Linked DNA regions of Mus musculus: region 2 is linked to region 1. A link is a contact called in ENCODE Hi-C or POLR2A ChIA-PET data. All regions are on one chromosome and are shown on one strand. Each heading gives the region's core, a stretch centred on a gene start or an enhancer-like site at or near the end of the contact. The rest is flanking DNA. Distances are from core to core; before and after follow the strand shown.

Region 1 (3,106 bases), core at 401-2,900:
CAAGTTAACAGCAGTAGAAAGGGACCATTCGGCTGGACTCTGGACGCAAGAAGTCACTTACCACATGTCAGTGTTAGAGCAATGAAAAGGGCAGCAGTATGCACAAAGCCCTGGCCTCCATCTCCAGCATATTAAATAGACACACACACACACACACACACACACACACACACAAAATCTAAAACTACATAAAATAAGCATTTTAATGAAAAATATTTTCATATAATATGTTTTGATTATCTTTATCTTTCCCCTCTTCCAATGTCTCCCAGGTCCTCCCAAGATTCTCAACCACTCAGGTCTCTCTCTCTCTCTCTCTCTCTCTCTCTCTCTCTCTCTCTTTCTTCCTTCCAAAGATTTTCACTATATGCCTTTCATCATATTTATAGTCTTACTAATCTACCAAATTCTAGAGACAGAGAGGCAGAGAGACATAGGCAGAGAGACAGAGATCCACTCATCCAAATCGATTAACAGCATATTAACTGCACCAACCCTGAATTCATATCCTAAGAATGGAACATTTTCCTGCACCTTCCTACAGGGTGTCAACTGCCATCCTTGCCTCAAGACTGAGACGTAAATTCAAGAAACCCATGTTCAACTAGCAGGTGAGACTTAAAGGCGAATGTTCACTGAGGTGAAACCGCTTGTCTTTTAGACTCAGGACTGGGAAAACCATTCTGGGTATCAGCTCATGTCAAACCACATCCCAACAGGCTCCCTTGACTCTCAGCTTCATTAAGGTAACTCACAGCAAATGCTCAGAGGCTATGGATTGCCTCCAACTAGTTCCTGGTTACAGACCGTGATGGAATGAGAGACAGACACTTCTTCTAAGTAAGGTCTCATAACTCTACTCTGAACCTGCATCTGCGGCTGGCATCCCAGGTGATTATGTCAAAGTACAGAGGAGGAAGCCACAGCAAAAAAGGTGACAATTTCCATGCCACCAAGTTTTCAAAGAACCACATTCAAGAACTGTTCTGTGCTTCATGCTTTAGTTACAGGAATTTGCGAATCCTCCCAACACCCAACTATAGAAGCCCACACCCCAGCTGTCCAAACCATCAGCATCAAACAAACAGCAGGCTTGCTCATCTCCCCATCAGGACAAAAGCAAGGAGAATTGCCAAATTCGTTCACAAAACATTTAATTTATAACAGTTAAAATCTGGCCTCTGACCAAGTCCAAAAGAAGTATGTCTTATTTCACTCGCTCTTGAATATGTCTCCTTTAGAGATAAATAGCACTGAGTACTGCCAGCTCTCTCCTCAGTTTGGTGTTTTGCTTAGTTGGGCTTGTGACAAGCCAAGAGTTGATGTATCTGCTTGAATGTGTAATTTACCTCTCTGGTCAACTTAGCTTTTTTTTCCTTGACAATATTATGTCAAACAATCACATCACAACTGGCTCTGATCTCTTTGTTGTTAGCTAATAAATTAGAGAGTATTTATTATCTGCAATCCTCTTTTCCTCTTTTAATGGTGACACATTTGTGGTGAATTACAGGGCAGCTTTATAAACTAGGCTTGGGGCCAGTCACAGGCCCTGCATCCATGTGAATGTTCCTTCTCCCGGTTGGCCTCCCAGACTGGTGGTAAATCAAGGCAGCTGCCAAGACACACTCGTTACTGTGCGTCATTGGGGAGAGCAGGAAGCGTTGGGGGTATAATTCTGTCTATCAAACTAATATGTTATATCAGTAGCTTTGTAATCTTCTGCCATAACTTATGGGAAGTGACACCTAAGAATTCACTTTGAAGGCAATGTGTTTCTCAGACTTTAAGCCAAAGCAGACCTGATTCAAGCAACAGTTCTCTGTTTACACGGATGGCTTCCTAGGTCTGGAGAATCAGGTCCCTATCAATGTGGCAAGACTTTACACATCCAGCCACAGGCTCCTTTTCTTGTTTAGAGCACTCCTGGCAGGATTTATAAACCTTTCCAACAGGTTTCTTCTTGTCTTTTCTCTTTGTGACCCTAGCCTTTCACCTTCAGTAGCAAGATGGATAAATGCACTCCTTGAATGTTATCATGACCAAACAGACCTCTCTGATGGGCAGGAAGGAATGGCCACCCCACTTCCCTTCAAACTCTGCCTTGACAAATGTGGGAAACAGCTGTTTGGGACAGAAGAATTCTCCCAGTGATAAGAACAGCAGTGTCAGCTCTGTGTTCTTGTTACTAAACAACCATGTGACACTGAAATGAGGAAGAAGGAAGCCTTAGGCAGACAGCATAGTGCCACAGCCCAGATGTTGGAGCCACCATGCTCTGAACCCCAAATTTTTCCTCTCTGAACTTATCCATGGATTATCCCTGCCACCTTGCCCCCCTTTACCTGCTGGCTGTTTTTCTCAGCTGGCCAATGAGAGAAGCACTTTGGGAGAGATTAAGTAGTTCTCAGAGCTGCCATCTGATGGGAAAAAAAAAAATCTCCAAGAATGGTTCAAAGGAGTTAGACCTCCTCCAGGCACAAAACTAAATATGCACAGTAAAGAAATTTGAAAAATGCCTGTCCTTGCCATCCCGGTCCCTCTGTGATTGATGGCAGAGAGGGCTTGCTATGATCATTTTACTCTGACAGGTCCCAGGCATAAATCCCACAGAGTTGCTGCTCTCCTCTGACAGCCTTCTGAGGGCTCCAGTTAGGAACAGGAAACAGGCCTCTATTTTTTACCCTCGGTGCTCCTTCAGGTGCAAAGAAAAGACAGCATGGAAAAAAAAATTCCTTATCAGAGGGAAAACCAGATTCAAAGCACTCTTCACATTTATTCATCAGAAAGAATGGCCACCAGACAAGAATGGGGCCTCAGCCCCACTTCTTCAAGCTTAAATTTAAACCTTCCAAAGAAAAGCTTTGAAACCTTCTCAGAGTGAGGAATGGACCACCCCCAACACACACACACACACACACACACACACACACACACACACACACACACACACACTCCTTTTCTACTATAGTGTGGCTCTCCAAAGTTCTGTCAGTATTTTTCTTTAAGGTCAGTCTTGAAATCCACTGTGCCTATGTTGTGCCATAAACCCCATTGCTTAAAAATAAAAGTGTGAAGTACATAGATACTCTAATATATTTAATTT
Region 2 (3,106 bases), core at 455-2,954, 49 kb before region 1:
ACCACAAAGATGAGGGTGTATGTACAAATTGTTAACTTCAGAGAGGAGGACAGAGGTCCAAGGAGCTACGTTCAAACAAACACAGTCTTTCTTTGAAAGATTAATATTAATTCCTAATTTGTGAACAAATTCTAAATAAGGTCCTAACTTTTCTAGATCAGGACTCTCTGTCATTAACTCCAAGTTTCATGCTGTTGGCTTTTTATTACACAGCCCTGTTCAGCTTGGAACAGAATCAAGAAAATGGTAGCAAATGAAATCATAGAAGAGTTGTTTGAAAATAGCCTTCAAAATATGTTTTCCTTTCAGTTTTTAGGTTTTTTTTTTTCCCTAAATGATGTGATAATCAATCATAAAGCTATTCTGGAAAGAGGCCATCTTGATTTGCTCCATACTATCAACAGTTGTTGACACTAAAAGTTCCACTCATCTAAACATGTATGTGTAAAGCTGTTTCCTTGAGAGAGACCAGATCTAAGCAGCTGAATCCAGCTTGGGAAATGACCAAGTATCAACACGATTAAGTCTGTCATGTAGTATTTCTAATTATTACAGCAACTTCTTTCTTCCTGTGGCCAGAGGCAGGGGTGGGGGTGGGGGGGTGTAGCATTGTTTCAAAGCTGCATTTCCTAAAGAAACCTCCCCATACACCTCTCAAGTCTTCAAATCTGTAATCCACCCTGGTCTGAAGGGACACAAGGAGGCCTGGAGGCTTCCTTTGTGGGAAATCCTATTCTAGGATGTGTGTGGTACTTAGGGAAAACCTGATGTCAAACTTTGTAAATGAAAGAAAAGGCGAAGGAAGGAAGGAAGGAACTAAGGCGAGAGGAGGAAGGGTGAGCTTCGGAGATCATTTTTTCCATCATATTCCATTCATAAAAGCTATTCTTAAACGTTTTTCCTGACCTCACTCTGTCCCAGCAGAAGTCTCGACTGTCTCAACTGTATTTTGCCACAGTCATAAACAGAAGGCTCCGTATGTTCGTTCCCTTTCATTCACACACAGGACCCCTGGGTTTGTTGGGTTTAGCTTGCAAGTATCCACCCTGGTGTCCAGAGAGGCCAATGACACAGGGGCAGGAAACAGAAGGGGAGGTGAACCCACTGAAACAACAACGAGCCAAGAGAAAAACGACACTAAAAAAAAATTTATTTTGGGACTCTGGGTGCTGGCTTTGGTCGGCATGAAACTAATTCCACTGGCTTTTCACCACAACTCCCTATTCGCACGCACTCGCCTTCCTTCACCAAAGAACCCCGGAGAGCTCACTTTGAGGGCTAAGGACGAAGCTCAGCTGGCAGAGTACTTGGCCTGGCATGCATGGGGCCTGGAGCTCAGTCCCCAGCACTGCATAAACCCGGCATGGTGCCTCAAGGCCATATAATTCCAGTGCTTGAGACGAGGTTAGGGGAATCAGAAGTTCCACACCATCATGGCCGCCTAGCAAGTCTGAGCACTGCCTAAGATACAGGACAGTCTGTCCCCAAACAAATAAACAAATAGACAAGTTAGAGGCTGAGTTCCTGGCCTACCCCAAAAGTCCTAGCTGAAGCAATAATCCTTAGAATGTTCTTTTAAAACAGAAATCTGACAAAGTTGCTTTTCTGCTTAAAACAGCATGTAAAGTTTGGCCTGAATTTCAAGCTTTGAACATGGCCAATAAGGCCCCAGGGCACAGCCTTTCCTTCTTTGCAGGCCTGACTCTTGCCTCTCCCCTTGTTTGGCAAGCAGGAACCTGTCTGGCAGCTTTTCTATTCCTTCAGGTGCTCAGTCCTGAGATCCGGAGATCTTCACCGAATAGAATAATCTTTCTCCTGACGCTTTCTCTCCAGCATGCTCTGCCTTAGTGATAGTCCCCTGCTATACTGCAAACTCCCCACACATTTTGTCACCACAACCCTGAATAGCTGACTCATAGTAATGTCTCAATAAATTCTTGTCACACGATAAAATACATTTATTTAATGCTAAACAAACACCATCCTTCAGTCTCCACGGGTTCAAAGCAACAAAGTAAAAAATAAGTTAAAAATAAAACAACAAAACAACGTAACAAAGTAGCAAAGCATTTGTATCAGCCTTCCCAGTCACTGCACACTGTTTTCTAAGGGAAATAACCCCTTTAGAGCCCTTGATGCTCACTGAGTGGAACACACAGGGTCCTGCAACCCCCATTCCTCATGGGCAGCCTCTTCTCAAGGAGGGCCCTGTTGATTCTTGCTGCATGCAAGGGCTTAAGTTACAGCACACACTTTGCCAAAAGGAGTCATCAGAGGTTGTTTAGAACAAAAGAAGACTTCCTTCCCGGGGTTCAGCCTGATCCACAAGTGATAGAAACAAAAGCAGAGCCCGTGGCTTCCAAGATGCATTCAGAGTCCTCAGGCTGGGCTGGGGCTCCAACAAGAGGCCACTGGGCCCCATGCTAAGTGAAGCAGCATACGGCTCACTTAATTGGGCTTGCCTTTTATTATACTTCTCTCTTGCTCCTGCAACCTGTGATTTTTTTGATGAATGCATCATAAAATGTTTAATCCAAATGAAGACCAAAGGAGTGCAGGGAAGCATCCATTAGTCACTGCCAGATCCTCCAACGACAGGAGACAGGGTCTTAAGGACTGCTATTAGGGACGGAGCCCGGTTGCAATGCAGCCCTCGTGCTGCGCGGCTCAGTCAGCAGAAGGGGGAGCTGTAGTGTAACCTATTTGAGATGTAAATCTAGAGCTGGCAGTGCTGCAGATTAGAGACTGTGGTCGCTGCTGTCGGCCGGTCTACAGCAATACTATATATCCTGTCCTGGTCGGTGCAGGTCATTAACAGGACGCGGAATGGTGTTAGTAAATGTGAACATTAAGAAACCCAGGTCAGCAAAGGACGGAAAGCATGGCAGCCACACTTCAAGGGGAATCAACCCCCCGGGAAGGGGAGATTGCATGGATACAGAAACAGGCAAGTGACAGTGTTAGCTTTGAGTGACAACAGACGAGCCACCACAAACGTGATAGGGTGGTATCTTGACATGAGAGAAATTAGACATGGAAGAGGGAAAATGAGAGAAACAGAATAGGGGACAAGGAGGAAAGGGAGGAAGGAGGGGAGAGGAGAAAG

Evidence for each region. A loop is a pair of places that touch in the nucleus more often than their neighbours do. ChIA-PET counts read pairs that join two places held with the same protein, here RNA polymerase II (POLR2A).
Region 2: a loop to region 1 is called in a map of heart, with 2.1 times the contacts of the local background. The contact joins two enhancer-like sites. A Hi-C loop is called at or near these places in 1 of 37 maps with a recorded cell type or tissue (heart). POLR2A ChIA-PET finds 5 or more read pairs at or near these places in 2 of 5 experiments (Patski and embryonic stem cell).

What each region holds. Positions count from the first base shown.
Region 1 is chr14:22,758,880-22,761,985 of GRCm38, reverse strand. All of the region lies in intron 5 of Lrmda (leucine rich melanocyte differentiation associated), which reads right to left. The region is part of intron 1 of Gm30926 (a long non-coding RNA gene); the gene reads left to right. Among named protein-coding and RNA genes, the nearest start is that of Gm30926, 41 kb to the left of the region's middle. Within about 2 kb of position 1,650, at least 1 of the 3 ENCODE cell types and tissues checked has a DNase peak (open chromatin) inside an H3K27ac peak, as active enhancers do; it is heart, where a contact is called at or near this core.
Region 2 is chr14:22,808,037-22,811,142 of GRCm38, reverse strand. The region is part of intron 5 of Lrmda (leucine rich melanocyte differentiation associated); the gene reads right to left. Among named protein-coding and RNA genes, the nearest start is that of Gm30926, 8.2 kb to the right of the region's middle. Within about 2 kb of position 1,704, at least 2 of the 3 ENCODE cell types and tissues checked have a DNase peak (open chromatin) inside an H3K27ac peak, as active enhancers do; they include heart, where a contact is called at or near this core.